2 separate regions of the Mus musculus genome follow, and region 1 is linked to region 2. The links are chromatin loops, found by intact Hi-C in ENCODE. Cell type or tissue: gastrocnemius. All regions are shown on one strand. Each heading gives the region's core, and the rest is flanking DNA. Links, peaks and the distances in the headings are about the cores only. Region 1 holds the start of Rims3 (regulating synaptic membrane exocytosis 3). Region 2 has its middle 14 kb from the start of Exo5.

The links. Hi-C counts contacts between places; a loop is a spot of excess contacts. Peaks named below come from ENCODE experiments on the same cell type or tissue, not always from the same donor. Only the 100,000 strongest peaks of a DNase experiment are listed, where the experiment ranks them.
Region 1: it touches region 2 in a loop (4-fold over the local background); 19 of 42 quality-filtered maps call a loop at or near these places.

Annotation. Positions count from the first base shown.
Region 1 is chr4:120,842,498-120,858,900 of GRCm38, reverse strand. Rims3 (regulating synaptic membrane exocytosis 3) reads right to left here and starts at 4,102. Exons shown (of 8, transcript NM_182929.3): 1 at 3,779-4,102. In gastrocnemius, for the core only: a CTCF peak has its summit at 7,834 (motif pointing left); DNase peaks (open chromatin) are centred at 7,740 and 9,253.
Region 2 is chr4:120,902,988-120,919,390 of GRCm38, reverse strand. It overlaps the pseudogene Gm24678. Among named protein-coding and RNA genes, the nearest start is that of Exo5, 14 kb to the left of the region's middle. In gastrocnemius, for the core only: a CTCF peak has its summit at 9,369 (motif pointing right); a DNase peak (open chromatin) is centred at 9,404; H3K4me3 peaks cover 201 bases.

The DNA of each region.
Region 1 (16,403 bases), core at 5,238-13,237, 61 kb after region 2:
CAATTTCCAGTGAGATTTTTCACTTTCCTCTTCCCGTTTTATAGTTGATGACATTAAAGTTTAGATACCATCTTGTTCTGCTTATGAACTGCTGGGTTAGGATTCAAACACATAGCAGTTTTCAAACCTCTACACCTTGCCCTCTGACTCCCTAGAGGCTGGGAAAACCTGGTCCCAAGGGCTGAGCTTCGGTCAACAAGGCTGAGATGTGGCTCAGCCCACAGAGAGGTATCTAGAGAGATTAGAACTGCCTCCCTCCTGGGAAGAGACACATAAACAAGGGCTCCCTGGGTACCACCTCTGCTGCTACTCAAGGGAGGGGCTAAGAGAGGACAAAAGGTCACTCACGAGGAGGCTCACTTGTGCCCATAGGTTCCAAAACACACTCTCTGGAAGTCTGACCTTGTCTCCAATCCTTAAAACCCTTTAGGGGTTGCCTCTGGCTTCAGGATAATCCTCACATCTCTCCTATCCCACTAATCCAGGGTTGTGGAGCTTGGCTGTCTCTGAGCCTGCCACACACCCCTCCACTACACCACCGGGAGCTGTAAACACTGTTGCCTCTATCATCCTTGCATCTTTGCCTACATGGCATCCTCCATGCTCAGCTAAGAGGATAGCCTCTCTGGCAGCCCTTCTAGAACCTCAAAGTAGGGGAGCAACCTGCAGTGGTGGGTCTATGAACCTTGCTCTCAGCACGTCACCTGTGTAATCACCTGCTCTACACCATGAGCCTGCTAGAGTGATAGCCATAGAGCAAGGTGCTGCCTGGTCCCTACAGCTTGTGTACCAACAGCACCTGGGGGACTGACCACAGAGGCAAGAGTGCTCCCTCCTCCTCTGCCTCCCTTTCTTGTTTCTTGTGAAGTGACCTTGAAAGGTACCCTGGGTTGTTTTGTTTTGTGTTTGAGACAGGGTCCTGTGTAGCCCAGGCTGGCCTCCAACTTGTTATGTGGCTCAGTTTAGTCACTCGCCATCCGCTGGGATTACAGAGTGTACCATCAGACTCAGCTCTTTCTATTCAGCTATCTTGAACTCTTAAGTGTGAAGAGTCCAAACTTGCAAGGGATGAGAATCACCGGAGAGGGTTCCACCTGCCCTAGGCTGGCTGCATAGTCTGACATCACACTTAACCCAGAAGCACCTTCTAGGTAGCTGGGCCAGTCAGGATGCAAAGCATACCTGGTTTGAGTTTCAGTTTTGAAACAAGGTCTCATTCTGGAGCCCTGTCTGGCTTGGACTTTGCTATGTAGACTAATCCTACAACAACCACCCTACTGCCCCTGCCTTCCCTATCACAAGGCATTCAGCCATGCACCACCAAGCCCAGCAATAATTCTTGCTTTCCAAAGCCAACTGAGGCAAGGGAGGTGAGCTGGAAAGCTGTAGTTGTCACAAGTGGAGGACATGAACCTTACTCTGTCCGATGCCCAAGTCCCTTGTCTTCTCTCTGCCACTGACCCCACACCCTTGTGACTCACTACTCAAAACCAATCCATCTCACCCACAGAGCTCCTATCCAGTATCAGATATCCCTGTGCACACAGCCCCACCATGAAAAGAGGCCGGTGGCCAAGTCATCTGTACACACTGTGAGAGAAACACCCCCAGGCCAGGCAAATGCAAATGGGGGAGGCACCCCCCCCATTATCAGCAAAGTACTGCTGTAGGAGAAGTGCTCTGCACCCCAAGTCAGCAGAATGCTGGAGGCAAGAGCCATTGCCATAGTCAGCACTTCCCTACACCCCTGTGCCTGGGCTCCTGACAAGAGTAGGGGACACAGAAAAGCCTTCCAAAGTAGGGCTCCTGAGGTCAAAGAGCCCTGGGGCGGCTAGCACCTGGGGGTAAAAGGTTTCAGCTGGGGAGTGGGGCAGACTCAGGTGAGAGATCTCGCATGGCACTAATGAAATCAACCACCAGCCTCCCTCCCCCTCCCCTGAGACCCTCCAGGCTCCAGCTGATGCAATGCCCAGGCCTGATAATTGTTTTCTTCACTCCTTAAAGGGCCAGCTACTAGCTATGGACAGATATTACCCAGACCCCTGACAGCCCTGCCCCCAACCCCCCCCCCCCCCCCCCCAGCTCAGAAACTGCTCAGGGTGAGCAGCAGAGAACCAGAGGCAGCGGCAGCGGCAGCTCTGAGTACTCAGCCAGCCAGCAGCTTCAAGCCCGGGCTCCAAAGAGTAAAATCCAATCAATGTCCAGAGACTAGGAGTGGCAGAGGGAGCAAGAACAGTTAAGACACCAACACCTACACTGAGCACATCCCCTGGAGGAAGGGACTAAGGTCCCTGCTGAGTCCTCAGCTCCTGGCTCCAGCATGCCTGCCCCAGCAAATGCTTGGCACAGTGTTGCTTATAGTTCAGCAGTTACCCACTGAGCTCAGGAGGGCTCAGGGAGAAGCTGCTCAAACCTACCACTGTATTTATTCCTCCTAAAACCGTAGGACTGTTTTGCCGAAAGAGGCTCGGAGAAAGCAGGTGATTCCTTCCTTTCATATCACATAGGCAGAAAGTAGCAGAGCCGGGATTTGAAGACAAGTTTAATCAGCTCTGGGGCTCTATCCCTTGTAAACGGCCAGATGGTTGGAGAACCCAAGGAAGTCCCTGAATACCTGGTTTAAGCACAAACTGCATGGACCCCTCCCCAGCAGGCCCCTGCCCAGAGAGTGTCCCACTGGGCCATCCTCTTCACTTGCCTATGGGGACAGAGTTGGCAGTTGCGTGATTGTGATTACGGACTGATTGGTGGCTGGCAGCAACTGTGGAGATGGGTTGTCAATCCCTTGGTGAAAGACCCTCTTTCCACCATTCAGGCCCCAAAACCCAGTGAGAAGTCATCACCAGCAGAGAACAGAGCAATAGGAAAAGCAGCTGCCTTCCATCTCTCTCCAAGATATCACCCTTAGAGACAGGGTTGGACACAGCAATTCCCCCAGGCCCAAGCCCTGAAGGCCCCTGATGGCACTGCTAGCTAGGGCCCCTTGTTGCTCTGGCTTAGCTACAACATTTCCCACCTTAGCCAGGGACTACAAGAGCTATAGAGGGACCATTCATTCGCTTCTGAGATACTAGGAGGGGAAACCCACTCCTTGAGGTTGGGTTGTACAGAGGTAATGGGGGCCTGGGATCCAGGCAACCAGGAAGCCAGCCAAGGAGACCTATTCTCCCAAATGAACAAGATGCCAGAATAGCCCATGAAGGGTCTTGCCAAGCTTCCTTGAAGCCTTGGGTGACCCATCGTGCCCCTGACCACTTTTTCCCAGCTTCCCAGAAGCCCCTTCTTTCACCCTGAAGCTGCGTGAGCACCACCTCTCTCCTTTTTACTAAGAAGGGGAGTGTTTCTCTGGGTACAATGGTGTCACGTTGGAAGGAAAAAGTGGCCGCTTCCCAACCAGGGTACAGGCAGGAGGGAGAAAGGCAGGCTACCTTTCCAGGAGGGATTTTAAGCACTTTGCAAAAATGCCATGCGAAGCAATGCTGTTGAAGATCAGGGCCCCAGGTGAAACCCTGAGCGTCAGCAAAGTACTCCAGATTCTAGGGTTCCTACCCCATTTTCCAGGTTTCCTCAGGCTCAGCCCCCGCCCCACAGTCATCCCAGGTTGTGCGCATCGCGGAGCCTCCCCCCCAAACCCTCCCCCCCGCCCCCCAGATCTGGCATACATCCCTACGTAGCGCTCGGCGGCCGGCCGGAACCCCCCTTCCCGGCGTGGTCCCCTGCCCTGACCGCAGCCCCCTCCCCACGCCCACTCGCAGGCGCGCAAGGCCTGCTGACTTACCCCGAGGTGGGGCCGGGGTCCACGCCTGGAGCGGGATTCCGCTGGCGGAGTGGCGCCGCAAGGCGAGGCAGGTGCTGCCCCGGGACCCCGCCCCGCGGACCCGGCGGTAGGCGCGGCCCGGCCCCGAGCGGGCGCGGACTCCGAAGGGGTAGGGACGCGGGGCGGGGAGGGGCAGCGACAGAGACTCACGGGGGCATCGCCCGCCACCGGGCCGGACAGCTCCGCTCCGCCCGCCTGCGCTGCTGGCTCCGCAGTCGCCACACAGTTCTCAGTCGCCGCCGGGTGCAAAGCCCAAGCCACGGCTGGCGGGAGGAAGCGGGCCCTGGCAGGGGCGGGGCCTAGGGCTGGTGGGAGGGATTAGTGGATGGGGCGGGGCCAGATGGGGCGGGGCCCGAAGGTGGGCGTGGCCTCTGGAATCTGGATCTTCTAGGTGTATCCTTGAGGAGTAGGCCTGGAAGAAGTGAACCTCTAAGAATCAGGGGTTGGGGGCCGCTCAAGTCCCTAAGATGCTCCTCCTGTCCCCTGCCTGTCCACTCTTCTACACAATCTGTTCCTTCTCAAACTTCCTTGTCCTTGGGGGCACCTCCCAGGTGCCTCCATCTATTCTGAACAAGATCAAGGAATGTCAGATGGTGAGCAGTAAGGCTAAACACCTTACAAACATAGAGTCCATTTTAAAGACCAAAAAAAGGGGGGAAACTTTCGGAGGAGAAATGACTTGCTCAAGTGCCTGCTGTAAAAGATTTTCTGGAAAGAGGGAGGGAGAGAGAGAGAGAGAGAGAGAGAGAGAGATCAGGAGTCACAAAAGAGTGCTGCTTTTGAAGATCAGAGTTCAGTTCCCAACACCCAAGTCAGACAACTGTTACTTCAGCTCCAAGGAATCTGATGCCCTCTTCTGGCACCTGAAGGCTCCAGCACATGTGTGCACATACACACACGAAGTGAAAGTAAGTCCTTTGTTTAAAAAAAAGGAACTTCCAATATACTTTCAGACTTCAGGTAAGGGGCCTATGACCCATATTAGCTCCTTTGCCACCTGTGGCAGTGCCTTTCAACTGGGGACAGTTTTGTCCTGAAGGGATTTTTCACAATATCTTGAGTTACTCGTAGTTTCTGCAATTATGAGGGGTTTCCAGTAAGAACCAACCCTGGAACTGTGCTGGCCAGTCCTGATACCAAAGAGTCCTCAGGCCCTGTGTCAATAGGACTGCAAGTGGGAACCCTGTATTACTGTTGGTTCTCTAGAGGGACAGAATTTAGAGAAGAAACACATACACACACACACACACACGCACACACACACACACACACACACGCACACACACACGTACACGCACACATGTGGGAGGGGATTTATTAAAATGGCTTACAGGATGTGATCCGGCTTGTCCAACAATGGCTGTACAATGGAAAGTCCAAGAACTCAGGAGTTATTCACTCCACAAGGCCAGATGGCCTTCAATATCTGCTGGAATGCCAAAGAAGTGGGTTCAAATGTTAGTGACGGACTGAGGTTGCCAGTGAGGGTGAGGGCCAGTATGCAAAGAGAGCAAGCTTTTTTTGCTTCCATCAACAGTGGATCTTTCAACCTCAAACGATCCAGGGTAAAAGTGGGTCTTCCCATTTCAAATGATTTAATTAAGGGGGAAAACTCCTTCATTGGTATACCACTTGGGTTTCAGTTAATTCCCAATAAGGTCAAGTTGACAACCTAGAAAAACCATTGCACGAGGCTTGGCATCTGCCTGAATGGACTTCAAATGGATGTGCTGACTTAAGACCCAGCAGTTTAGGCTTCTAGAGAGATAGATGGCTTAGCGGATAAGAGCACTGGCTGCTCTTCTAGAGGTTCTGAGTTCAATTTCCTGCAACCACATGGTGGCTCATAACCATGAGATCTGATGCCCTCTTCTGACATGCAGGTGCACATGCAGATAGAGCACTCATACATTAAATGGACAAACAAACAAACAAACCTTTAAAAAAATTAAAAAAAAATTAAAACGACTTGGTGGCTTAGGACTTGAGGTTTCCTGTCCTACAGTCCTGCCTGGTCCCAACTTGGCTGTGTTTAAGTGAGCTTAGGGCTGGTCAGCTCTGCTTTCAGACTGGAAGGATTGTTTGTTTGTTTCTCTGTGTAGCCCTGGCTACCCTGGAAGGAACGCTGTAGACCAGGCTGGCCTCAGACTCAGGAGATCTGCCTGCCTTTTTCTCCAAGGGTTGGCATTAAAGGTGTGCACCACAGGCTCGGCTACTGCTGGAAAGTTCTTAATTTTGCAAAATTTAAATGAGGAGTGGGAAGGTGGAAAGAACCAGATAAATGACTCTAATTAAAGGGCTTCCCTCACCCCATTCTATACCTTCTCCACATGGTAAACTGAGGCCCAGGGATGTGGAAAGCTGGGTCCCTCAAGGTGTCAGCTGAGACTCGTGATTGCATTTGTTTATTAATGATAATGTCCTTACCGTCTAATCTAGACCTAAAACCAGAGTCTGTGTGCTAGGCTGCTTGTTTCAGAGCAGGCAGAAGAATTAGATTAAAGTGGGCACTGGGAGGGCTGGGGGAGTTATCTGGAACAGTGAGGGAGGTGACCGATGGAGAGCACAGAACTGTGAGGGTTAAAGTGCCTGAGGGGAGTCTCTTGCCTCTCTCTCCTCGCCTCTCTCTCCTCTTCTCCTCTGTCGCAGCGACCTGTAAGTCAGGCACCACCTTTGGCATCATGGTCATTTTGCCTGCTGTTGAAAAACCTTGGACTTCCTTTCTGAAGAGATATACAAATGTACATTTTGTGTATAAGTTCAGGTCCCTCAAAACTATGTGTGTGCTTCCAGAAGATTGAAGTGAGTTGGCTCTTAAGTCCAAATAGAAGAATTAAGCATGCAGAATTTTAAAGTTAAAATTAAATTATAGTTCAAAAAACATATTATAAAGTTCACGTTGATAACACAGTATGGTAGCGAAGCAGGACTAGGCAGATCCATGAAACAAAACGGAATACAGAAATAGACCCACTGGTGACTGTAGTTGCACAGAAATTAAGCATTTCATGAACCTCTAGATGAGAGAAACTCGAGGTCTCCAAACACAAAGTAATTCAAAGGAGATGGAAATGCTAATTGCCCAGGCTTAGTACATATTGTACAGAAGTGCTGAACTAGCACACTGTCCTACATAAACAAATACAATTAGTGTGTGTTAACGAAATACTTTTAATGTTTAATGGAGAGGGAAATGTTAACTACCCTGATCTGATCATTGTACGCTGTGTTTACATGTATTGAATTATGACTCTCCACCCCATGCATTTGTACAATAACTAAATGTAAGAAACAGGCCCAGCCACACTGGGGAATTCTGGGAAGATGAAGATAGTGCTTCAGATAAATCAGGGGTGGAGGGGACTGATGGGTCATGCCTGTAAGCTCGGCACTTGGAAGACTGAGAGGGAAGACTCGGGAGTTAGAGTGTAGCCTGAGCTACACAGCAGGACCTGTCTCAAGAGAGCAAAGATGGAGACAGAAAAAAATAGGCCGTTCATCAAGTGGAGAAAGAGAAGAAAGCCATGCCTTACACAAGTAGGGAAATAAACTCCAGGTAGAACACATTTAAATAATTATAGCATATGACACACCGAAAGGAAAACACGGGCGAATATTTTGAACATCAGGAGACCAAAACCATTTTGTAAGCTGAGAAGCCGTAACAGAAAACACTGAGACATTCATTTTCTTGTCTACCAAAGAAATGACCATAATACCAAATTTGAAAGACAAGTCATAAATTGGAGGGAATAAATGCTCTCCACTCTGCCCCTCTGGCCTGTTGTCTCTTCTCCCAAGCCTAGGGGGAGTACACAAAGAGGGCCTGTGAAAGTCTGGACCAAGCACATTGCGGAGACTCTTCCTAAGGCATCCCGGCCAGCGCCCACCTGTTCTAGGACCGGGAAGGCCCGGAAACCCCGGCTCTGCCATCTGGGTCCTCAGCAGGTGACAAGGCTGAGCCAGAGAGTCTGCCCGCAAGCTGCTCACTACTTCCCTCACGTGGCCATTCTGGAAACTGCAAGTTTCAATTCAAGCTACTTCATATAGTTTGTCTGTCTCTTTTCTTTCTTGAGAAAAGGTCTTATTATGTAGTCCTGGATGTCATGGAACTCGTTTCGTAGACCAAGATGGTATCGAATTCCCAGAGAGCCACCTGCTTCTGTCTCCTGAGTGCTGGGATTAAAAATGTGAGCCATCAAACTCAACCTGAGAAGCAGTTTGGTTTTTTTTTTTTTTTTCCTTTTAATATGAATACATTGTCACTGTCCTCAGACACACCAGAAGAGGACATTAGATCAAATTACAGATGGTTTTGAGCCACCATGTGGTTGCTGGGAATTGAACTCATGACCATTGGAAGAGCAGCCAGTGCTCTTAACTGCTGAGCCATCTCTCCAGCCCCAAAGCTTTTTCTTAAAATAAGTTTTCCCCCTTAAGAGAGTGAACGTCTACATAGTTGCTAAGTTAGTTTATTTGTGCGAGCAAGTGTGTGTGTGTGTGTGTGTGTGAGTGTGTGTGTATATACATGCCAAAAGTATTTGGAAGTCAAAGGATAACTTTCAGGAATCTATTCTCTCTACACTGTGGGTTCATAGAATCCTACTGAAGACCTTTCTCAAAAACAAAACAAACAAATAAAAGGGTGAGGCACTGGAGACAGAGACAGAGAGACAGAGAGTTCAGCAGTTAAGAGCATTTGTTGTTCCTGCAGAGAACCCAGGTTTGATTCCCAGTACCCTCATGGTACCACATGACTCGTGACTGTTATTCCAGCTCCGAGAGATCTGACAGCTTCTTCTGGGGTCACCTTTGCAGGCACCAGGCAGGCATGTAATACCTATACATAATGCAGGCAAAACATTCATACACAAAAATAAACTTTAAAAATGAAAAAGCAACAAAGCATGGGACAGGAGGGCTGTGTGGCCAAAAGGCCTTGTCAGAAGCCCCCTGGAGGCCACCTGCTGCTATTCTTCCATAGAGCAACTATTGAGAGCCAGGCACTACTTACTGGGCATGGAAGAGTGCATAAGACCCAGCTGAAATTCACAGCCTGGGTTAGATGTGGAGAGGAGATAGGAAAGGCAAAGAAAGATTCCAAATTCATAACGTAGGCACCCTAAAGCAGGCCTGGAAGTCTGGCCGAGGAACACTTTTCCTCTATGCATCCTCTGCCTCCTCCTTACATTCTTTTCTCGGGCTAGAAAACAGGCGACCATGATATATACCTCCAAAGCCTTGCTGTGGGTTTTGGAGCACGCTTCTCCTGCCTGTATCCGGGCTCCAGCTTTCTTGGGAGCTTGGCTCACCAGGTGCCTCTGCTGATTGCAGCGTTCCCCTGTCCCACCGCATGGCTCAAGGAGCATGTGCTCTGTCGGTCTCAGCCCACATGTCACCTTCCCTGGAAGCCCCCTGCTCTCTTGTCATCCCTGGCCAAGATGGCTCTCAGTGTGTGCTTCAGGGTGCAGACTGCGAAGCGCAACATGAACAGAGCAGGCTTTGGCATCGGAGCCCCGCTGTGCTGTTGATTTTCTGGGAACGGCTCTGAGTCTGTTTCCTTCAGCATGTGTGAAATGTGCTGCGGGCTTCATAGGGGAGTTGTAAAGCTGAATGAGCAAATGTATATAAGCAACAGTGATCAAGACCCAGGGCTGGGTAAGTTTATACTTCTGAGTTCTTTTCTGCTTTCATCTTCTCTACATCCCAAGTTCCCAAGGACCCAAAAGAGGACAGGGAAGAGGAGGAAGCTATCCATGATGGCACTGAGCATGCATAACGATCTGGCTGCTGCGTTAATCAGGGAAAGAAATGGTGACTCCGGGGGGGGAACGTTCCAGGCAGGCTCTCTGGACCCTTGGGCCTCCAATCATAATCGCAGCAATGGTGTAGTTTCTGTGTGACTCATGTCCATTCTGAGGAAAGCCACCCACTTCAGCATCATCTCTTGCATCCCAAGAGTCCATTCCAGGACCAAAAGCAGAGCTCCTGGAGAGGCTGGCGTGGGGGTGCCAGCAGGAAGGTGCTGCCAACTGCCCACAAGTGCCTCTTCATCTCACTCTACTTCTGTCTCTGGATGGGAACATGAGCATGAGACCAAAGGACCAGAAGGAGCATGCAGGAGTATGCCACCTTAGTCCTTCCATCCTCTAGACCAGAGCAGGTGGGGCCAGCACCTGAGGCAAAGGACGCCATTTCCAATATGAGCTGCTGACATTTGATGGCCCTGCACAGGCCAGCTAGAGTGTCTCTAGGATCAAAGAACAGGAGGAAGTTTCCAGGTGGCAGAGGAAATTGAAGTAGAGAGGCCCGAGACAAGCAGGTCTTGGGCAATTGAGCCACCTACAAGCTAAGGTAAGAGGTATAAGTATAGTGTGGAAGTACGGAGGAGATCATAGGTTCCAGTCTAGTCTGGGCAACATGGCATCCTACCAGGAGTGACAACAAACACCCCATTGAGCTGGAAGCTCAGACTTCCCTAGTCATTTTGGGCTTTGAATGCCCTTAAACCAACAGGTTAGGAAAGGAATAATAGTGTTAGGAGGGGTGATAGATGCAGATTACCATGGGGAAATTGGACTGCCTCTCTACAATGGAGGTAAGCAGGATTATGTCTGGAGTGCAGGAGATCATTTAGGGCATCTCTTAGTACTACCATGTCCTGTGATTAAAGTCAATGGGAAACTACAACAGCCTAATCCAAGCAGGATGGCAAGGGATGCAGACCCATCAGGAATGATGGTATGGGTCACTCCTCCAGGAAAAGAGCCAAGACCTGCTGAGGGTAAAGGAAATACAGAGGGGATAGTAGAGGAAGGTAGTTATAAATACCAGCTAGGGCCATGTGACTAGTTGCAGAAACAAGGATTATAAAGTAATACGAATGCTTCTGTTTTATTTTGTTAAGAACACATTTGTATAGCTATTTGTGCTTTCTTCCAGTTTCTTTAACATCAATCAGTATTTAAGTTGAGATACTAAAAGAATGTTCCCAAGGGACATTGCCCCATTGTAAGTTTACAAATGTGCTTGCAATTGTACGAGGAATGATTATATCATGTTAGGCGTATTCATGAACTTGTTATTGTTTCATGTGGACATGAGATATTACTTGTGTCAAGTTGACAAGGGGTGTGGATTGTAGTGGCTATTCCTGGTTGTCAACTTGACTATATCTGGAATGAACTACAATCCAGAATTGGAAGGCTCTCCTGTGATCCTGATCTTGAGGCTGGGAGATACAAGTTTCTGACCTGAATCTTGGCATGGAGATCTTGTGGCATAGTGGCTATGAATCCCAGGAGACCAAGGCAAGGAGATCTCTGAGTTCAAGGTCATTTGGGACAAAGCAAGTCCCAGATCCAGGCATGGTGGCACACACCTTTAATCTGGGCCACACCTTCTGCTAGAGACCTACATAAGGACATTGGAAGAAGGAAGATTCTTTCTTCCTTGCCTGCTTGCCTTGTGGGACTGAGCAACTGCTAGATCCTTGAACTTCCATTCACAGCTGCTGCTGACCACTCTTGGGGAATTGGACTACAGACTGTAAGTCATCAACAGATTACCTTACTATATAGAGACTACCCATAAGTTCTGTGACTCTAGAGAACCCTGACTGATATAATCTTAAAATTTAAAAAAGAAGAGGAAGAGGAGAAACAGGATTAAAATAAAAATGAAAGCAGAAAACGGAATGACTTTAGGCATCGGATGAAGGGGCAGTGTTGTCTGCAAATGGAGCTGGAGAAGTGAGTGGGACAAGAAGAGAACAGGATGAGAACAGAGTTAGACCTGCTGTCTTAGCGAGGCTTTTACTGCTGTGAACAGACACCATGGCCAAAGCCACTCTTAGAAGGACAGCATTTAATTGGGGCTGGCTTAGAAGTTCAGTCCATTATCATCATGGTGGGAGCATGGCAGCATCCAGGTAGGCATCGTACAGGAGGAGCTGAGAGTTCTACGTCTTCATCTGAAAGCTTCTAGCAGAATACTGACTTCCAGGCAGCAAGGATGAGGGTCTTAAAGCCCACATTCACAGTGACACATCTACTGCAACAGGGCCACACCTTCTAATAGTGCCACTCCCTGGGCCTAGCATATACAAACCATCACAGCTGCCTCCTGCCAATCAGCTCCAGGTCTTATGAGAGATACTCCTTGTACGTGAACCACGTTGACTAGGTTCCTATATCTTGTAGCTCAATAAGCCTGATTCCACTGTCTGTCCCTCTTTGGAACTTGGTCTCCTGAACCATCTAAACAGTCCTTTCCGGATCATGGTGGCAAGGCAACAGGGTCTGTTGCTGGCAAATGAGATGGGGCTTGGAGCACTGACATCCCAGCTCCCAAAATAGCTTGGTGGCTGGTTAGTGGATCCAACACACACCTGGCTTTGAATCTGAGCCCCATTGCTACAATCTGCCTCCCCCTTCCATCACAGCCTTTGTTGGATTACAAAGGAGAGGAAGCGCTTGGAGGCACTCTTGGCAGCATCCTCTGGCTGCTAAATGCCCTACCTGCCCCCTTAACACCTTCCCTGACCACTTTAGCCTCTGCGACAACTTCACTGCCAGGCTTGTTTCAAAGAAAGAGCTACCCCAGGAAGATTTTGAGACAAAGAAACTTTTCTTCTTTGGCATTGACATTTCCTGCCTCCCAACTGCTTGGCTCTCATGTCTGCCCTGCCTTCCTCCTTGGCTAGGAACCATGTGTTGGTGACAGGTCTTTGCTTCTCTATGGTGCTTTGTGCTTTTCAGAGCCTTTCACAGGCTCCATCTTGTTTGCTGATCACAGAAACGCAGGGAGGGGCAAGGAAAAATAGAAGACACCACTTACTGTCCCCCACCTCCCCTCTCCAGTTAGAACTATTTTATGGGCTTTAGAGGGTGTCTTACATAGACCTGGCTGCCCTTGAATTTTATGTGTAGCTAAGGATATCACTTTTGAGTTCCTGATTCTCCTGCTTCCATCTCCCAAGGGCTGTGGTTTTAAGCACATGACACTAGGCCAGCAAAACAATTTACTTAAAAAGTTTTTTTGATAGTTTTTGCCATGTGTCCTAGGCTGGCCTCCAACTTATCCTCCTGCCTCATCCTCCTAAGTAGTGGGATTACAGGCATGCAATGCCACACTTGGCTGATACACACACACACACACACACACAGACATATGAATGAATGATTTTCAAGACAAGATTTCTCTGTGTACTCTGGCTCTCCTGGAACTCACTCTGTAGACTAGGCTGGCCTCCACCTGCCTCTGCCTCCAGAGTGCTGGGATTAAAAGCTTGTGCCACCACTGCCTGGCTTGAAAATAAATTTTAATTATCTCTATGCTACTTTTAGAACAGGCATGGTGGTACACTTCTCTAATCCTGACACTTGGGACACAGAAATAAGCAGATCTCTGTGAGTCCTACGCTAGCCTAGTCTACACAGTGAGTTTGAGGATAGCCAGGACTACATAGTAAAACCCTGCCTCAAACAAACAAACAAACAAACCAACCAATGAAAATATTGAAACTGAGTTTCTTAATGACTTGCCTATAATCACACAGCAAGTTAATGGCTAAATGGAATCTAGATAGTTTCCAGGCAAGGACCACACTTTAATGTCGTTATCATCTCAGGATTTGCCTGACCCCAGCTTGCAAAATGGTACTGACATAGCAAGATACGGCCATGAGAAATAACACTCCTGTGGCTGCTGATCATGGTTTGCAGGAGGCATTTACAATAACCCCTCCAGAGACCTGACTGCCCCACCATGTCTTGGGTAGCACCAAGAGACTGCAGAAGAAGTCTGGAATGGATGCAAGGGTTTTGTGACAGTTCCTCTAGTGTTGGCAAGGAGAAATGCTTCGAAACCACTTCCCGTTTTGATTGCTGGAAACAGGGTGGAAGGTAAATCAGAATTTAAAGATTCCCCCATTTTGTTCCTCTGTCAGGACTGCTAAAAAGTAAAAATAAATGAATAAGAAGCAGATGCAATAGACTTTGACTCCTCTTTCTCCCTAAACTCTACTTTGTGACAAAGACACACTTTCCTGTCCCCTGTTTTGGGCTCCCTTGTCAACTGTGTCCAGGGGTTCATTGGATACTTTTGGAGCCCTCTGAAGCTGTCACAGCAGAATCAAATTATCTCACGATGCAAGCTGCAAGCTCTCTGTGAGACAGTCCTAGGGTGGAGGTGCAGCACAGTTGATAGAGTGCTTATCTGGTGTGCACAAGGACCCTGTTTGATCCCCACACAGAAGAAATCTAGCATGGAGATGCATGCCTATAACCCCAGCACTCGGGAGTGGAGACAGGAGGATCAAAGTCGTTATTGAGGATGTATCAAATGTGACACCTGCCTAGACTACAAGAGTCCCTGTCTCAGACAAAACGAAAGGAAATGACAGTTTTATTGGTGAGGGAGTAGCAGTCCCCCAGTGCTTGTTGGGGGTCTGCCCTCTCTTCTTGGCAGTGCCCTGGCTGAGTGCTCACCACACCCCTCTGACCGTTTCACCTCATTCCACAACAGCAAGACCCTATTGCCGGGGAGCCGGCTATTTCTGTCAGCCTTTTCTGAGGACCAAGACAAAACTGTGTCAGTTGGGGTAAAGACAAGGCACCAGAGCTCAAGCAAGGAATTTAGCTCAGTGAAATGTTTAGAAAGATTCTAGAAGACCTGGAGGGGGAAAAAGAGTAAGGTGGAATAAACTTAGTAGCAGCAAGAAACTCCTACCACCCCAAGGCCTAGTGCAGTGGTTTTCAACCTGTGGTATTCGACCCCTTTGGGGTTTACATATCAGATATTTACATTGTGATTCGCAACAGTAGCAAAACTGAAGTAGCAATGAAAATAATTTGATACTTGGGGGTCACCACAACATGAGGAACTGTATTAAAGGGTCACAGCATTAGGAAGGTTGGGAACCACTGTTCTAGGGGATCAGATAAAAGGGTGTAATCTGTGCTCCTAGCACAGGGTGTTTAGTTTTGTTCTGTTTTGGTTTGGTTTGGTGTTTGCAATGATGCTACGAGCAGGATGACCAGCGATCTCTGGGGCTCCAGGAACCCTCTGCCAGCCCTCCAGACCACTGACTGTGACAGTGGTCTGCCTCCAACCCTTCCAGAGACTCCACCCTTAAGCACTAGCTGCTGCCAGAGTTCCAGCAGATGCGGAGAGAACAGCAGCTTTGCCTTTCAGACATTCAGGCTGCCAGCCTCTCTTCAGGCACCGAAGTTCCTACCGGAACTTTCTATTGGTCAACACGACAAGAATCCAGGTGGCAGGAAGAAATCTGGGAGATGTATTTTGTTGAGGTGTGAGGGGCGAAAGCGTGTTCAGCATTCTTCAATACAAAGCAGTGTGGGAAGGCGTGTGGGAAGCTGAGAGCCAACAGATGAATGACTACAAGGCACAAATACTTTTGTAACTTGCAACTCATTTTGGTACCATTCATAGACCATTATAGAGTCCATAATGTATTGGAATTTGGGGTGGTAGTGAGGATCAAATCTAGGACTTTGGGGCTGACGAGATGGCTCAGTGGTGAAGAGCACTGACTGCTCTTCCAGTGGTCCTGAGTTCAATTCCCAGCAACCACATGGTGGCTCGCAACCATCTGTAATGGGGTCTGATGCCCTCTTCTAGTGTGTCTTAAGACAGCAACAGTATACTCATATAAATAAAATAGATAAATCATTAAAAAATACTAGGACTTTGTACATGCTAAATAAGTGTTCTACCTTTGCTACGTATTATATATTGGATTCTGTCTGTCTGTCTGTCTATCAGTCTATCAGTTTATCATCTATCCATCTCCTTTGTGTTGCTGTTTGAAATAGGATCTTGCTAAATAGCCTAGGCTGGAATTCTCTCCTGTGCTGAAGTTATAGGTTTAAGTCACGCATGATAACCCATCCACTTCTCTCGTTCTACCAGCCCCTAAGTCCTTTCGAGGACCTATGTATTGTAAGGAGGCTTGTTTCATCTGGTAGAGCAGGATTGAACCAATCAGGGCGCTCAATACTTCTGGCTGCAATGATTGACCAGGTGGGCATGTAAACATAGGTGGTCCAATCAGAGTCTGGCAGAAAGACTCTCTTCCTTGCTACTTGTAAATGGAAACGTGCGACATTTAGAACTGTTGACAATTGTCTTGGGCCAGTATGGGAAGTGGAAACTAGGAAGGGAGTGATGATGGTGGTGGTGATGTTGTTGATGGTGATGGGGGATGTTGGTGGTGATGGTAATGGTGATGATGGGGGTGGTGGTGATGGTGATGATGGTGATGATGATGACAGTGGTGGTGGTGGTGGTGGGCTCATATGTAACTCACTGTTGCCACCAGAGGGAATTCCAGCAGAGTGGACCAGGCTCATGCACCATACAATGTTTCATCAGTTGTAAAACATGAGCAAGCGGGCTGGAGAGTGGTTGTTAAATGGTTAAGAGCGTTGGCTGAGTTCAACTCCCAGCAAACACATGGTGGCTCATAACCGTCTATCATGAGGTCTGGTGCTCTCTTCTGGTGTGCAGGCACACATGCAGGTGGAACATTGTATACATGATACATAAATAAACCTTAAAAAGT
Region 2 (16,403 bases), core at 4,845-12,844:
CTGGGTGGTGGGCTAGAGGAGAGGTTGAACTTTATTAAAAGTAGGTTGCAAAAAAATGTATGCCTACAGATTGTAACAGTTGGAGCTTTTTCTATGTCCACCCCAGTTCCCAAATAATGACATGGAGGCTTATTTATGAACTAATGCCTAAGTCTTAAACTAGGCTTGTTCCCATCTACCTCATAACTCACTTCTCCAGTTTATACTAATCTACGTTCTGCCACATGGCTGGTTACCTCTCCTCAGTTTCATAGGTCTGACTTCTTCCGTGTCTAAGTGCTGAATCTCCCACACCTGACTCTTTCAGAGCTCCTATCTCTGGTTGTCCTACTGGACAACCTGTCTATTCTGCCTTTTGCTATAGGCCATAGGCTTTTTATTTTACCCAGTCAGAAGCTGCCTTAGGCAGGCAAGGAAGGACAGGGACATATCTTCACACAGTGCATTATAAAGATTCCTACAGTGGATGGGTGGATGGGTGGGTGGAGGTGGGGTGACATAGTGGAAAGAGAGAACCAATGTCCTCTGCTCTCCACACACAGTAGATGGATGTAATTTTTCTTTTAAAAAAGAGTAACCAATATAGTCAGGGCTAAAATAGGTTACTTTGGAGTTAGGGAAATGGTTCATTTTGTCACGTGCCTGCTGTGTAAACATAAGAACCTAGGTTCAATCTCTCACATGCACTTAAAAGCAGGGGCAGCCGGGCAGTGGTGGCACACGCCTTTAATCCCAGCACTCGGGAGGCAGAGGCAGGCAGATTTCTGAGTTCGAGGCTAGCCTGATCTACAGAGTGAGTTCCAGGACAGCCAGGGCTACACAGAGAAACCCTGTCTCGAAAAAACAAACAAACAAACAAACAAGCAACCAAACAAACAAGCAGGGGCAGCAGGCAGGAGCCTGACTAGCACTGTCTGCAGAGAGACAGACAGATCCCTGAAGCTCATTAGTCAGTCAGTCTAGCTAAACAAGTACTGGGTTCAGAGAGAGAACCTTGTCTCAAAAAGTAAAGGAGACAATAGAGGAAGACCTCTGATATTAACCTCTGACCTCTTCACACATGAACACACATACACATGCAGGCCAACAGTCATATAACAAAGGTTGCTTTTGGCCATAGTGTTTTATAACAACAATAGAAGCCCTAGCTAAGACATAGAGTAATAGAGAAATTGACTTTAAAAGTCCAGTGTGGTAACACAGGTCTACAATTCCTTCACTCAGGAAGCTGGATCAAGATCTTGGCCTCAAGGCATCCAGTCTAGGACAGATAACAAAATTATGCCTCAAAAAAAAAAAAAAAAAAAAAAGGGATAGTGAGATAGCTCAGCAGGTAAAGAGGAAGAGGTAGGAGGAATGCTGAAAGTTCCAGGCTAACCTGGGTTACATAGTGAGACTCTGTCTTAAAACACCAAATCATTAATAATAACAATAACAGACTTGGGTGCAGCTCAGTGGAAGAGCACCTGCTTACTTAAGACCTTGGTTCCATTTCTAGAGGCCCCTCCCCCCAAAAAAGTATATCTGTTGTCTTAGAACATAACAGAAGTTTAAAAAATGAACTAGCCCCAAGGCAGTAACACTAAAAATCTAAAACAAAACAAAAAACCCATTTAGCTATCTGCTGGTACAGAATTAACAATTGAATATACACACAATGCACTCCAACACTCCCCCATCCATCACTAACTGGGAATACATTAATAAAGCATACTGCAGAAAAAGCACAATATTACAATATTACTGATGTAGCCATGTAAATACTGAGGACATATAGGTGATTGTACTAGCTGGTTTTGTGTGTCTACTTGACACTAGCTGGAGCCATCAGACAAGGAGGAGTCTCAGCTGAGAAAATGCCTCCATGAGATCCAGCTGTAAGGCGTTTTCTCAATTAGTGGTCAACAAGGGAGTGTGAGGTACGTTGTGTGTATATTCAATTGTTAATTCTGTACTGGCAGAAAGCTAAACGCTGACAGAATCTTGATATTATTTCTTATTTATTTTTAAAAGAATATATATATACATATATATATATATATTCTTTTAAAAATAAATAAGAAATAATATCTATATATATATATATATATATATATACCATTGCTCTCTTCAGAGACACCACAAGAGGGCATCAGATCCCATTACAGATGGTTGTAAGCTACCATGTGATTGCCAGGAATTGAACTCAGAACCTCTGGAAGAGCAGTCGGGGCTCTTAACCGCTGAGCCATCTCTCCAGCTCAATATTGTTATTTCTAGGCTCACCATCTGTCTCATATTTTATAAATATTAGTCCATCCTCACTAGACTAGAGGCAAACTAGAATTGTACCTGATTGGCTGTAATAAAGAACTGATGGTTAATAGCTGGGCAAATAGCAGCATGCATGTGCCCTGGTGTGTGTGTGGAGGTCAGAGGATAACTGGTGGGAACTGGTTCTCTCCTTCCGCCATGCTGGCCCTGGGGATTGAACTCAGGCCGACAGGCTTGGTGGCTGGATCTCACTGCTCTCTCGTTTCATTTTTTAAGTAGAAAGAAGTCTTTAAGTGGGTTCCGGGGATACAATTTAGTTCATCAGGCTTGTTCAGTGAGCATTTTACTCATTGAGCATCTTATATAGATAAGAGGTTTTAAGAAGGCCAGACAGTGGTTGTCCACACCTTCTATCCCAGCACTCAGAGGCAGAGGCAGGGAAATCTCTCAGTTTGAGGCCAGACTGGATTCACATAGTGAATTCCAGAACAGCCAGAGATAGACAGGGGGGGGGGGGGGGGAACGACAGTCTAGAAAAACCAAAAAATAAAAAAATAAAAATAAAAAAATAAAGGAAGGAAGGAAGAAAAGGGTTTAATTAGGATGTTTGCTATCGATAAATTGAGTATGTGGAATGATTTCTAATGCAGGAGGAATAGGCTGGGGTGCCGTTGGGTTCTGGGTCTGATCAGGTACCCCTGGTTCCCCACCTTGCCTAATACTTGGGTATACGGCCCAGTCCTCTGTCCCCTATTAACCAGGAGAAAATGTCCTCAATACGAAACAAGAGGCTAGAGCGCCTCAGCTCAGGCACACCTGCAAGCTTGGGCAGCTGAGACCCCTGCTTGGGCTCGCCTTCCCAGTAACCTCTTGGTCTTCTCCTGCCTAAGGAGCGAAACGTTCAGCTGTCCTAGCGGGGGCCAGGAGGGGCTAAGAAACTGTATTAAGATGATCTCTCAAGGCGCCCTCAGAGGGGACACGTCTCGTGTGGTGAGTGCTGGTCCTCACCAGAACAGGGTGCCAAATGTGCTGGCAGAGAGGAGGAGCTGACATGGGCAGGGACTCACGGGCTTCCTAAAGCCAGCTCTGCTCCTGAGTCAGACCACACTGTGTTCAGCTCTGTACAGCCTCAGCTCCAAAGAGTCCCTTAAATGGGTTAGGATAGCGCTGTCCTGAGAACGCAGACACTGGATTCCCTGATGTGTTTCCCAACAAGCATCAGTCATCAGTCTCCTAAAACGTGCCCAGGGGCTTGTGCATGTTTATGGGTTGTATCTTTTTCCCTTCCCTTCCCCTTCCCTCCTTCCCTCCTTCCCTCCTTCCCTCCTTCCCTCCTTCCCTCCTTCCCTCCTTCCCTCCTTCCCTCCTTCCCTCCTTTCTTCCTTCTCCTTCTTCTACTCCTTCTTCTTCTTTTTAACTTTTCAAGACAGGTTTTTCTCTGTGTAGTCTTAGCTATCCCGGAACTCACTCTGTAGAACAGGCTGGCCTTGAACTCATAGAACCTACATGCCTCTGCTTCCCCAGTGCGCCACCACCACTTGCTATGATTTAGATCTTACAAGTTTCCCAAAGGTGAAAAGCTCGGTTGCCAGCTTATGGCATTATTGGGAGGTGGCAAGACCCACTGCTGGTATAACTAGGGTGTGGTGTGAGGAGAGCGGTGTCCACAGCACAGCCAAACTAGTTCTGCAGGGCAGGATGGGAAAGATCACTGAGACTAACGAAAACACCCAAAAGCTGCCTACCAGCCACAAGGTTTACTGAAGCTTAGGAAGTCTGTGGCCCACGCTGGACCAGTAGCGCTTTTCTTCTCAGCAATCCGTTTTTTATTGCCCTGCTCGCCACAGGAAGAGAGGCATTAAACTGCCCAAGCAGCCGCATCCTTGGTTTCCCAGCCTGCTTTGTCCTCGGATGACCAGCAATCTAAGGAACAGCTGACTTAGCCTGTGTGGGAAGTCGCTCTCCTCTTCTGATAAGGCTACTCCTCTGGCTCCCATGGAGGTAAGAGAGCTTCACCTCAACTGGACAGTCTGGCTTCACCCTGCCTGCCATTGTCCCCTTGACTGCCCGAAAACCTTGGGAACAGAAAGGGTACTTTAGGGACTTGGCGGTTAATGCCACTGCCTTGTTTTTCTCAAAGATCATACTTGGGGCTTCATGGGAAGAAGTTAAGTTACTGGAGCGTGTCCTTGAGGGGGTCTGTGGTATACCGGCCCTGTCCTCTCTGCTTTCTGACTGCCATGGACTCCTCGGCCAGGTACACTGCTGACCAAAGCAGCAGAGCCCTGAGAGTTGGGGCTGAAACCTCTGATGAGGAAAGCCAAAACAAATCTTCCTACTTTAAAACTGATGATCTCCGTGTTTTGCTACAGCTACAGAAAGCCATCTAGTGCAGTCACTTGAGCTCAATGTAATTCTCTGGAATAGGGTAGAAACAGCTTACTTCTGCTTTCTTAGAAGAGGCCACAGGAGGGACCAGGGTTGCGGCTCAGTTAGCAGATGCTTGCTTAGCCTCCAGCAAAGCCCTGGGTTTAATCTCCAGCATCATGGAAACCCCAAGCACTGTGGTACCTGCACTGGAGAGGCAGGGGCAGGAGGATCAGAAGTACAAGGCCACTGATGACGTCATAGTGAGTTAGAGCCAGCCTGGACTACATGAGACCCTTTCCCAAAATACAAAGCAAAAACAATTCACAGAGCATATGTGTTTAGACTGTAGAATGCCCTAAGTAGTATTTGACATGTAAATTCTAGGCCCTGATTAACCACTCCCACCCACTGAAACCTGTGTCCCCATCATGGGGACATAAATGCAAAGAATTGCTTATTTTATCTATTTTACTTGTATTCTTGTATTCAGTTTTTCCCAGTTTCTCTCATTATTGTTGAAATATGCTTAGCATATAATCTGCCTTTTTTTTTTCCTCAGGGAGATCTGGATCAAATCTTCATTATTTTCAGTGTCCAGGTCACTGGTGTTGGTGTACAGCTGTCTCTGTCTGTAATTCTGTCCATCTCACAAGAACCGAAACTCCCCTGTGGCATCACTTCCTGCTCCTCCCAGGTCCTAGCAAGTCACTTAGTGGGGTCACACTGCTCTTATCTTTTTGTGACTGGCTTACTTTACAGAGTATCCTTAATTCTCATTAGCACAGTCAAATGTGTCAGAACTTCCTGTTTCACAATGGGACAGAATTTTATTCTATGGGAAGCACACATCTGGCTTACCCATTCATCTGTCAATGGGCCCTTGGATTTTGCCCATGTTTTATATATTGTGACTGACACTACTGTGGAACCTGGATGTGCAAATGTCTCCTCGAAACCCCACTTTCAATTGTTTTGGGTATGAACCCAGAAAAAGTGTGGTCCCACGTTCCACCTCACTGCCCGGGTGTGTGAACTCTACTCAGGCAGAAGAACCATAGAACGCTAGGCTGTATTTTACCCTACACCGACAGCAGGTGATGGGCTTGCAGGAAGCTCCAATGCACTGCTCAAGGGGTAGGAGAATGCAGCCTAGGAGGGGACCTCAGCCAAGCTGAGGCTGAACGAAGAGTTGAGGAGTCGGGGGTTCCCAAGCTCCTGGGCATACAAACGGCCCTGGGCCTGTGAAGAGGTCAGGGGGTGGGGAGGGGGTGGGGGTATGGGAGAGGGAACTCAGGTTTAGCTTAGTGGCAACTGTCCAGGATGGAGGAGGGATCTTGTGCTGGAGACTCAGGCTGCAGCTCTGTGCAACAAAGGCTTCCTCCCTCCCTCCCTCCCTCCCTCCCTCCCTCCCTCCCTCCCTCCCTCCCTCCCTCCCTCCCTTCTTGATAAGAGAGGCAGTCCTTGGTTCCATTGATTATTCATCGTGGAGACTAGGGACATACCCTTTCCTCAGGGTGGACCAGAGATTTTGCATACCTTTTGCAGGAAGGAACTTAGTCTGGGAAGGGAAGCTTCATTGGCCAAACCCTCAGGGTCCATCTAGATACCTCATTAGCGTGCAGAACTTTGTGTTTTGTGCTAGGCCACGTTCTTCTGTGTGGAGTTGTGGTCACGTGTTCCAGGCCAGGAATCTGGTCAGGAGTAGGGAACTCCTACTGTCCTCAGGTGGATGCCAGCGGTTCTGAACCCACTCAACCTTACCAAGTTTCCTGGCACAGTCCACTGCCCCACAAAAAAGAATTATTGGACCTTTGGTCTTCTAATATTCTGAGTACCTGCCTGCCATACTCTATTGCTTTCAATTTCCACCCACAAAGCATCAGAGTTCCAATTTCTTTTAGTCCTTATAATGTTTATTGTTTTCCATGCATTGATATTGATAGTGGCCATCTCTATAGGTATGAAGCAGTGTCTCACGGTAACTTTGATTTACATTGCACTAATAATTAGTGGTGTTGGGCAAACACCACTAATTAGTGCACTGGCAAACATATTAGCCTATTTGTGTATCTTTGATTTTTTGGTTTTTTTGTTTTGCCTTTTTGTTGTTGTTGTTGTTGTTCTGTTTGAGACAAGATCTTGCTTATTTATTTATTTTAAGATAGAATTTCGCTGTGTAGCCCTAGCTGATCAGGAACTTACTCTGTAGACCAGGCTGGCCTCAGACTCAGACATCTGCCAGCTGATGCCTCCTGAGTGCTAGGATTAAAGGTGTGTACCACCATGCTCAGCTCCATTTTATTCTCTTGAGACTGGGTCTCTAACTGAACCTGGAACTCACTGGTTTTGGCTAGACTGGCTGGCCAGTAAGCTCCATCTCTCATATGTACAGTGTGTTACATGCGCTGCTTCCCCCATACACATAAGCAAATGTAAGAACATTTTAAAAAGATCTCTAAGGGGGACTGGAGTGACAGCTCAGCAGTTAAGAAACTGGATGCTCTTCTAGAGGGCAACAGTAAAGTATGTGCTGCAAATCTACAGACACAGACAAAATATGTATACACAGAATTGTAAAACTCTCTATGATAGTACCCAGCACTGGGGCACTGGATTATGGGCTGTCAGTCTAATCTTCCACCATATAAAACCACTCAATGCATACACAGCATAGGAGAAATTCAAGATCCCTCTGGGTCACTGACATTTCTCAGACACAGGTAAGGAAGGGACTTTTTATCAACAGTATTCATTTATTAGTATCATTCATTCAGGCACTCATTTTGCAGGGCTGAGGATTGAACCCAGGGCCTTCCATATGCTAGGCCAACATTCCACCATTGAGCTACATCCCTAACCACATGAGATAATTTTATAAAACCTACAAAAAAATATGGTTTTGTTGAAGGGATGATTTAAAAAAACACCCACAACAACAACAAAACCCAGAGTCTTACGTAGCCCAGGCTAGGTCAAACGTGCTATGAAACTCCTGATCTTCCAGCCTCTGCCTCCAGAGTGCTGGGATTACAGGTGTGCACTACCACACTCAGTCAGAGGAGACAATAATATTCTTCTTCTTATTATTATTATTGATACAGGATCTCATTATGTCACCCTGGCTGGCCTGGAACTCTCTCTGCAGATCAGACTGGCCTTGAGTTTGCAGAGACCCTGCCTCTGCTTCCAGAGTGCTGGAATTAAAGGCATATCCCACCACAGCCTGTCTGATATTTTAGGACTAGCCTAGATCTTCATTCCTGGGTCCTGGAAGATATCCTTTACCAATCTATGCAATTTCTAGGCAAACATACAGACATAAAGCAGTCAAGACTGCGAGCCCCCACTCTACCAGCCATACAGGTGACACTAGCTAGTGAGCTATGCTAGGCTTTATTTATAAAGGAGCTGGCGGCCACAGTTTGGCAACCTCTTCACAATCCCCTCTCATAGTTATTATTGGCACAGGTGTTGGTCTCATGTGCAGTTCTCAGTGACTCACTTTCGGCAGTCGGTGGAATCTTCAGCGAGGCCTTTTCTTTGGCAGGTTGCTCCTCCCTACTCCGTGAACATTGATGCTTCAACAGCCAGTTTGCTTTTGAAACTGTCTCACCATGTAGCCCTGGTTGATCTGAAACTTCCTATGACTGGGCTGACCTTAAACTCAGAGATCCACCTTCCCATGTCTCCTGAGTGCTGGGACTAAGGGCAGGAGTCACAGTATCCAACCTTGATAAGCCAGTCTTCTGTCATTGTCCCCTCACACCACATGGGCCTGGGGCTGAACTATGGACACTGTGTGACTGATGATGGCTAAATGTGCTGCTATAGTTTTTTGTTTTTGTTTTTGTTTTTTGTTTTGTCAACTTGACACAAGCTGGAGTCATCTGAGAAGAGGGACTCTCAATTGAGAAGACTCCATTAGATTAGCCTGTAGTTCGTTTTTTGTTTTTTTGTTTTTTTTCCTTTTTGTTTGTTTGTTCTCGTCTACCAAAGCTTCAGTCTTTTCAAATGGCTCCTGGCCAGGAATTCCCCGGGAGCAGGATTTGGAACGGATAGTAGTCTCCATCCTATACCATAGACTCCTGTTTTCAGACAACATTTTGAAAATAGGCATTACGGGGGTATAATTACAGATGTAATGTACTCTTTCTGTTGTTTTGCTTGGGGGAGGGTAGGGTGTGGCTAGGTAACCTAGACTATCCTTGAACACTTGATCCTCATACATCAGTTTCCCAAGTGCTGGAATTACAAGCCTAAGCCACCACACTTAGTTTACTAATTGACGTTCCCCACGCCCCCTGCAAATTAGTCTTGAATGTTCTAAAATTTCATGTAATGAAGGCATTTACCCTTTGTGTAATACCTTTCCTTCAGCACGCACATGTTGTTGTCATTTTGACACTTCATCCCTGCTGTTGCTTTTGCAAGCACAGTAGTGTCCTATGGTTGCCCATCTCAATATGCCACAGGTGGATTTTCCCCCACTGTGGGTAGATGTGACAGTTATACATCTGTTACTTCTTCCAATCTTCCTTCCGTTGCCTGTTCTGTCATAGTTCCTTAAAGGTAGTGGTTTTTAACCTTCCTAAAATTGTGACCCGTTAATAGAGTTCCTCATGTTGTGGTGACCCCCCAACCATAAAATACTTAGGCGACTAACAGATGACGCCCCAAAAAGGGTCGACCCACAGGTTAAGAGCAGCGGCTTCAAGTTTCTTTCAATGAGAGCACGACATTTTGTCAGTAGATGGCGCTGCAGAGCCATTGCAGCAGGAAGGAACTTGCATTTCCTTCTGGTGAGTTGTTTTACTCTCCCCGTCTGTGCCAACAGCACATGCATGGGCTATCTGTTTGTGTTTTGCCCCGACTACATGTCCCCATCACATTAACACCTATAAAGATACAACCCTAGTCCAGAGCCGCCTTGAACAATGCTCCCAATGAGGACACTGCCCATCTCAGCTGGCCCGGACATGGACATTCGTGACTCCTGTGTGCCAAGTCTCAGCTTCTGCTCCAGGGTGCTTCCAACACCAGGTCTTGCACCATTCTGTGTGCAAGTAGGTTCATGACTATTCTGGGCACTCGTGTTTCTTCTACCAAGGCTAGCCTTTGTAGCACAGCCGACTTCTTACATTATCGTACATGTTTGCTAACAGGTTTGCGTCACAGCTTTAGGAAGAGTCCCACCTTCCAATTTGTTTCTTTGGGTATCTTCCTTCAGCTTTAGGATAGTCCTTAGGTCATTTTGAACTCGGGGCCTTGTGCGTGCTAGGCAAGTACTCTACCACTGAAGGATACCAGGCTTTTCCCTCTCCTTTTACATCTTCATAGCTGCTCCAATGCTAAATTGATGTGTTTTTCTTTTGTTATTATCTTTTCTTGAGACAAGGTCTCCTATGTAGCCCAGGCTGGCCATGAACTTACCATGATTCTCCTACATCTACTTTGAAGTGTTTGGATTACAGGCATGAGCCTACTAAACTGGCTGGTTTGTTTTAACATTTCCTTCTTAAGCTGGGCATAGTGAGGTATCCCTGGCCTCAGGTTAAACTACACATTGAGTTCCAAAACAGCTTGGGTCACAGTAAAAACATGTCTTAGAAAGAAAAAAAAAAAAAAACGGAATTAATTATATGATTACTTAATAAAGTCCCTCTTTCAAATTTCTACGTGGTTTCAATATTTGGACTGCACTGTAACAGACAGTTTGTAAGTTTGTTTCCATTTGGGGCTTTCATGAGTGGATAAAGCTGTTTTGGATGTTCTCGCCTTTGGGAAGTTGTCTTGTCTTTTCCTCCTTTCTTTCCTTTCTTTCTTTCTATCTTTCTTTCTTTCTTTCTTTTTTCCTTCCTTCCTTCCTTCCTTCCTTCCTTCCTTTCTTTCTTTCTTTCTTTCTTTCCTTCTTTCCTAGAACACTCCCATGTTATTTATTTTTTTTTTGTTTGTTTGTTTTTGAGAAAAGGTCTCACTGTGATGCTCTGGCTGGTCTGGATCTTTTTTTTTTTTTGTAAAATTTAAAATTTTATTGATTTAAATACACCAGCCATTTATAAAATCATGATAATAATTAAATTACAAAATGAGAAAAAGCAAAAGCAAAATCAGCCCACCAAAAGTATAATGGAGCATAGCAAGCAAAATGTTCAGGATTTTATAAGAACAGATCATGCATGTTACTTAATATTAGCACTGACCATTCATTCAGCTCCAGTTAAATATCATTCAACTCAAGGAAGAGCGTCAACAGATGCATTTCTGGGGAATGTGCTATTGCATGTTAATGACCAAATAGTGAGTACATTATCTATTAATAACAAAAATAATCATTATGGGAAAGCATAGTTTAAGTCCCTAACACAGAGTATGAAGGCTGCTGAGAATCAGGTCATAGGCACATTTGCAGCTGAACTTATGCATTGCGTTGTGCACAGCTGCCCTTCAATTATTTCAACTCTTACCTGTGAGTTGCTTGCTTCTAACTGCGCGCATAATGTACTGCTATTCCCACGGTGTCCAGAGGCTGAGGCCACACCCAGGTAGATACTCTCTCACTTAAAACCAAGAAGTAGAAGAATTTTGGATCTTCCGTTCTTGTGACTTAAAATTAGGACTCGGTTAATTTTTTATTAATCTTAGAACCTATTTTCAAACAAGTTCAATCCCATGTTACTTCCGGTTTTGACAGTAGTTATCCATACATAAGTAGAACTTTCTTCGTTCCGTGTTAGGTGGATTTGGGGTTAAAAATTCATTTTTCCAACCATGTGGAGTGATTAATTGCCATTTCTTTTTGTTTGTTTATTTTGTTTGTAGAACATGATTTTAATATTTTCAACTGCTAATATTCAACAAACTAATTATTTTAAGATATATTTTGTTGTTATGTCTCACTTTTCATTTCTGATTTTATTAATTTGGATCCTGTCTCTGTGCCCTCTGGTTAGTCTGGATAAGGGTTTATCTATCTTGTTGATTTTCTCAAAGAACCAGCTCCTGGTTTTGTGGATTCTTTGAATAGTTCTTTTTGTTTCTATTTGGTTGATTTCAGCCCTGAGTTTGATTACTTCCTGACATCTCTTGGGTGTATTTGCTTTTTTTGTTGTTCTAGAGCTTTCAGGTGTTGCTGTCAAGCTGCTAGTGTAAGCTCTCTTCAGTTTCTATTTGGAGGTGCTTAGAGCTATGAGTTTTCCTCTTACCACTGTTTTCATTGTGTCCCATAAGTTTTGGTATGATGCATCTTCATCATCATTAAATTCTAAAAAGCCTTTAATTTCTTTAGTTCTTCCTTGACCAAGTTATCATTGAGTAGAAAGGTGTTCAGCTTCCATGCGTATGTGTGCTTTCTGTTCTTTTTGTTGGATTTAAGACCAGCCTTAGTCCATGGTGATGTGATAGGTTGCATGGGATTATTTCAAACTTCTTGTATCTGTTGAGGCCTGTTTTGTGACCAGTTATATGGTCAGCTTTGGAGAAGGTACTGTGAAGTGCTGAGAAGAAGGTATATTCTTTTGCTTTATGAAATGTTCTATAAATATCTGTTAGATCCATTTGGCTCATAACTTCTCTGAGTTTCACTGTGTCTCTGTTTAGTTTCTGTCTCCATGATCTGTCCATTGCTGAGACTGGGGTGTTGAAGTCTCCCGCTATTATTCTGTGGGGTGCGATGTGTGCTTTGAGCTTTAGTAAACTTTCTTTTATGAATGTGGGTGCCCTTGCATTTGCAGCATAGATGTTCAGAATTGAGAGTACATCTTGGTAGGTTTTTTTTTCTTTGACCAGTATGAAGTGTCCTTCCTTATCTTTTTTGATAACTTTTGGTTGAAAGTTCAGCTTGTTTCTTGGGACCATTTACTTGGAAAATTGTTTGCCAACCTTTTACTCTGAAGTAGTATCTGCCTCTATCTCTGAGGTGTTTCCAGTATGCAGCAAAATGCTGGGTCCTGTTTACATATCCAGTCTGTTAGTCTACGTCTCTTTGGGGGGAAATTGAGTCCATTGGCGTTAAAAAATATTAAGAAAAAGTGATTGCTACTTCCTGTTAGTTTTGTTGTTAGAGATGGCTATCTTCTTTTGGATTTGTTGAAAGATTACTTTCTTGATTTTTCTAGGGTGTAGTATCCCTCCTTGTGTTGGTATTTTCCATCTATTATCCTTTGTAGGGCTGGATTTATGGAAAGATATTATGCAAATTTGGTTTTTGTCATGAAATATCTTGGTTTCTCCATCTATAATTGAGAATTTTGCTGGGTATAGTATCCTGGGCTGGTTTTTGTGTTCTCTTAGAGTCTATATGACATCTGCCCAGGATCTTCTAGCTTTCATAGTCTCTGGTGAGAAGTCTGGTGTAATTCTAGGCCTGCCTTTCTATATTACTTGACCTCTTTCCCTTACTGCTTATAATATTCTTTCTTTATTTAGTGCATTTGTTGTTCTGATTATTATGTATCGGGAGGAATTTCTTTTCTGGTCCAGTCTATTTGGAGTTCTGTAGGCTTCTTGTATGTTCATGGGCATCTCTTTCTTTAGGTTAGGGAAGTTTTCTTCTATAATTTTGTTGAAGATATTGACTGGCCCTTTAAGTTGGGAATCTTTGCTCTCTTTTATACCTATTATCCTTAAGTTTGGTCTTCTCATTGTGTCCTGGATTTCCTAGATATTTTGGGTTAGGAGCTTTTTGCCTTTTGCATTTTCATTGACTGTTGTGTCAATGTTTTCTATGGTATCTTCTGCATCTGAGATTCTCTCTTCTGTCTGTTGTATTCTGTTGGTGTTGCTTGCATCTATGACTCCTTGTTGGGCCCCATTTTGGCCCTGGTTTGGGCCTTGAGGACAAAACTGAGCCTGGCTCGAGTTTCTGTGGCCTTGTGGGAGAGCCTAAGCCTGGTTTTGAGACCTGACTCAGTCACTTCTGTATCAGGGTGACTAAGCAAAACCTGTTTGGCCCTGCCTCTGCCCCGCAGATGTAGAGTTTTGCCATTGGTCCTGCCATTGCCTCCATACCATCCATCACCCTTCCCGCCTCCTATGTCATCTTACTCCACAAAAATCCCCTCCCTATGTTTCGAACTTATATAAGGGAGAGAGGCTGATACCATAAAGTTGAGTTCCTGCTTCGACAAGACCCCTGGCTTGGTGTGTTTCTTTTGGACCATCGATACTTGCCATACTGCTCAGCCACGGAGAGACCCTGGAGGGACCAGGACCTTGCTCCTCTCCCCTGGACCTGCCTGCAAGGAGCCAGCAACTCCTGATCTCTTTCCTAGGTTTTCTAACTCCAGGGTTGTCTCCCTTTGTGATTTATTGTTTCTATTTCCATTTTTAGATCTTGGATGGTTTTGTTCATTTCCTTCACCTGTTTGATTGTGTTTTCCTGTAATTCTTTAGGGGATTTTTGTGTTCCCTCTTTAAGGGCTTCTAGCTGTTTACCTGTGTTCTCCTGTATTTCTTTAAGGGAGTTGTTTATGTCCTTCTTAAAGTCCTCTATCATCATCATGAGAAGTGATTTTTAGATCCGAATGTCGCTTTTCTGATGTGATGGTGTATCCAGGACTTGCTATGGTGGCATAATTGGGTCCTGATGATGCTAAGTAACCTTGGTTTCTGTTGCTTATTTTCTTTTGCTTGCCTCCCGCCATCTGATTATCTCTAGTGCTACCTGCCTTGCTATATCTGACTGGAGCCTGTCCTTCCTGTGATCCTGGTGTGTCAGAACTCCTCAGAGTTCAGCTGTCTCTGTGATCCTGTGATCCTGAGAGCCTGGGTGTATCAGAGCTCCTGGGAGTCAAGCTGCCTCTGAGACCCTGAGATCCTGGTGTGACCAAGCTCCTGGGATCCTGAGATCCTATGGTCCTGGGTGTGTTAGAGCACCTGAGAGTGGATCTTCCTCTGGGTGTTGTGGGACTGGCTGCAGAGTTTGTGGCCAAGGTCTGCTCAGAGCACTGGCCCAGACCAGAAAGGGGAAGATGTGTGTTCATTACTCCTGATAAACACTGAGGACCGGAGTAGCTGTATCCTGTGGTGAGAGCACTTGCTTTGTGAGGCACTGCCAAGCCGGTTCCCATAGTGGCTGCACCATCTGACATTTCTCTCAGAAATGATCATTCACTCTAAGCAGAAGTGTAGGCGTGCTGTTCCTTCATGATTGATGCTAAGAATCTTCTCCCGTGCTCACCCAGCATTTGTGTAGTTTTGTAACTTGTCTGTTTAAATCTTTTAGCCTGTTTGACTCATGTTGTTTATTTATATTTGGATTTTTGAAACAGGGTTTCTCTACTTAGCCCTAGCTGTCTTGAAACTCACCTCGTATACCAGGATGGCCTTGAACTCACAGAGATCCATCTGCCTCTGCCTCTGAGTGCTGGGCTTAAATAAGTGTGCCACCATGCCTGGCTTGGACTCATCTTGTAATGAATCAATCTCTCTCTCTCTCTCTCTCTCTTTCTCTCTCTCTCTCTCTCTCTCTCTCTCTCTGTGTGTGTGTGTGTGTGTGTGTGTGTCCCCACTCCCTCTTTTTTCTTTCTTTCTTTTTTAAAAAGATGGGTAAGATATGTTAAAAGACATCAATTTTTTTAAAGATTTATTTATTATTATATCTAAGTACACTGTAGCTGTCTTCAGATGCACCAGGGGAGGGATCTCATTACAGATGGTTGTGAGCCACCATGTGGTTGCTGGGATTGGAACTCTGGACCTTCAGAAGAGCAGTTGGTGCTCTTAACCACTGAGCCATCTCTCCAGCCCCTCTTTCCCTCTTTTTTCTTTCTTTCCCTCTCTCCCTCTCTCTCCCTCTCTCTCTCTCTCTCTCTCTCTCTCTCTCTCTCTCTCTCTCTCTTTCTTTCTTTCTCTCTTTCTTTCTTTCAGACAGGGTCTCGTTATAATAGTCTAGGCTGTCTTGAATTCATTATGTAGCCCAGGTTGGCCTCAAATGTCACAGCAATCATCCTAATTCAACCTCCCAAGGGCTACGATGACAGGGCTGGGCCACTATGCCTGGCTTCTTAGGAATCTTAATAGTGACTTGGAAAAAGAGAAGAAATCTAACTTTTGTGAAACCCAAGGTATCTTTTTTCCTCTGTTTATAGCCTAAGATGTTTATCATAAGGTTGTGAGTTTCTGCCCCCATTTCTCATTTTAGTGGTTTTCTTGATTGATGTTTGTGCTCTGCTTTGAGTTAACTTTCCTCTTTCTTGTCTTTCTCTCTTTCAATGGAATGCTTCACAAATGTGTGTCATCCTTGTGCAAGGCCATGCTAATCTTCTCCATATCATCCCAGTGTTGGTCTCTGTGCTGCTGAAGCAAGCATGGTTAGGTTAGCTTCTCTACAGTGTTAAGGAAGGATAGGTTTATATTTTCCCACTCAAATGCAACCTCCCTGCCCCAGGATCTTCTTGGTATTTTTGGATGGCTGCTTCCAGGATACCCCACAGACACCCAAGTCTGAAGATTCTGATGTTCTTTATATAAAATAACAAGATGTATCCTACACACAGCCTCCTGTTTATCTTTATATACCTAACATAACATAGATGATAGAAAAGGAGTAGCTATACTGTATTGTTTACAGGATAGTGACTATGGATAAAAGTCTTTCCATGTACAGTGGAGATAGACGTCTTAAAAAATATTTTTAACCCATGACTGGCTAACTCTGGATAAAGAATCCACAGATATAGTGAGCCAACTTCTTACATCTGCAGTCCCTGCTATTGGGGGTGGGGGGAAAAGGAACCTGAATTACTTGGTAAGGGAATGCCACTATTTGGAGGTGTGGCCTT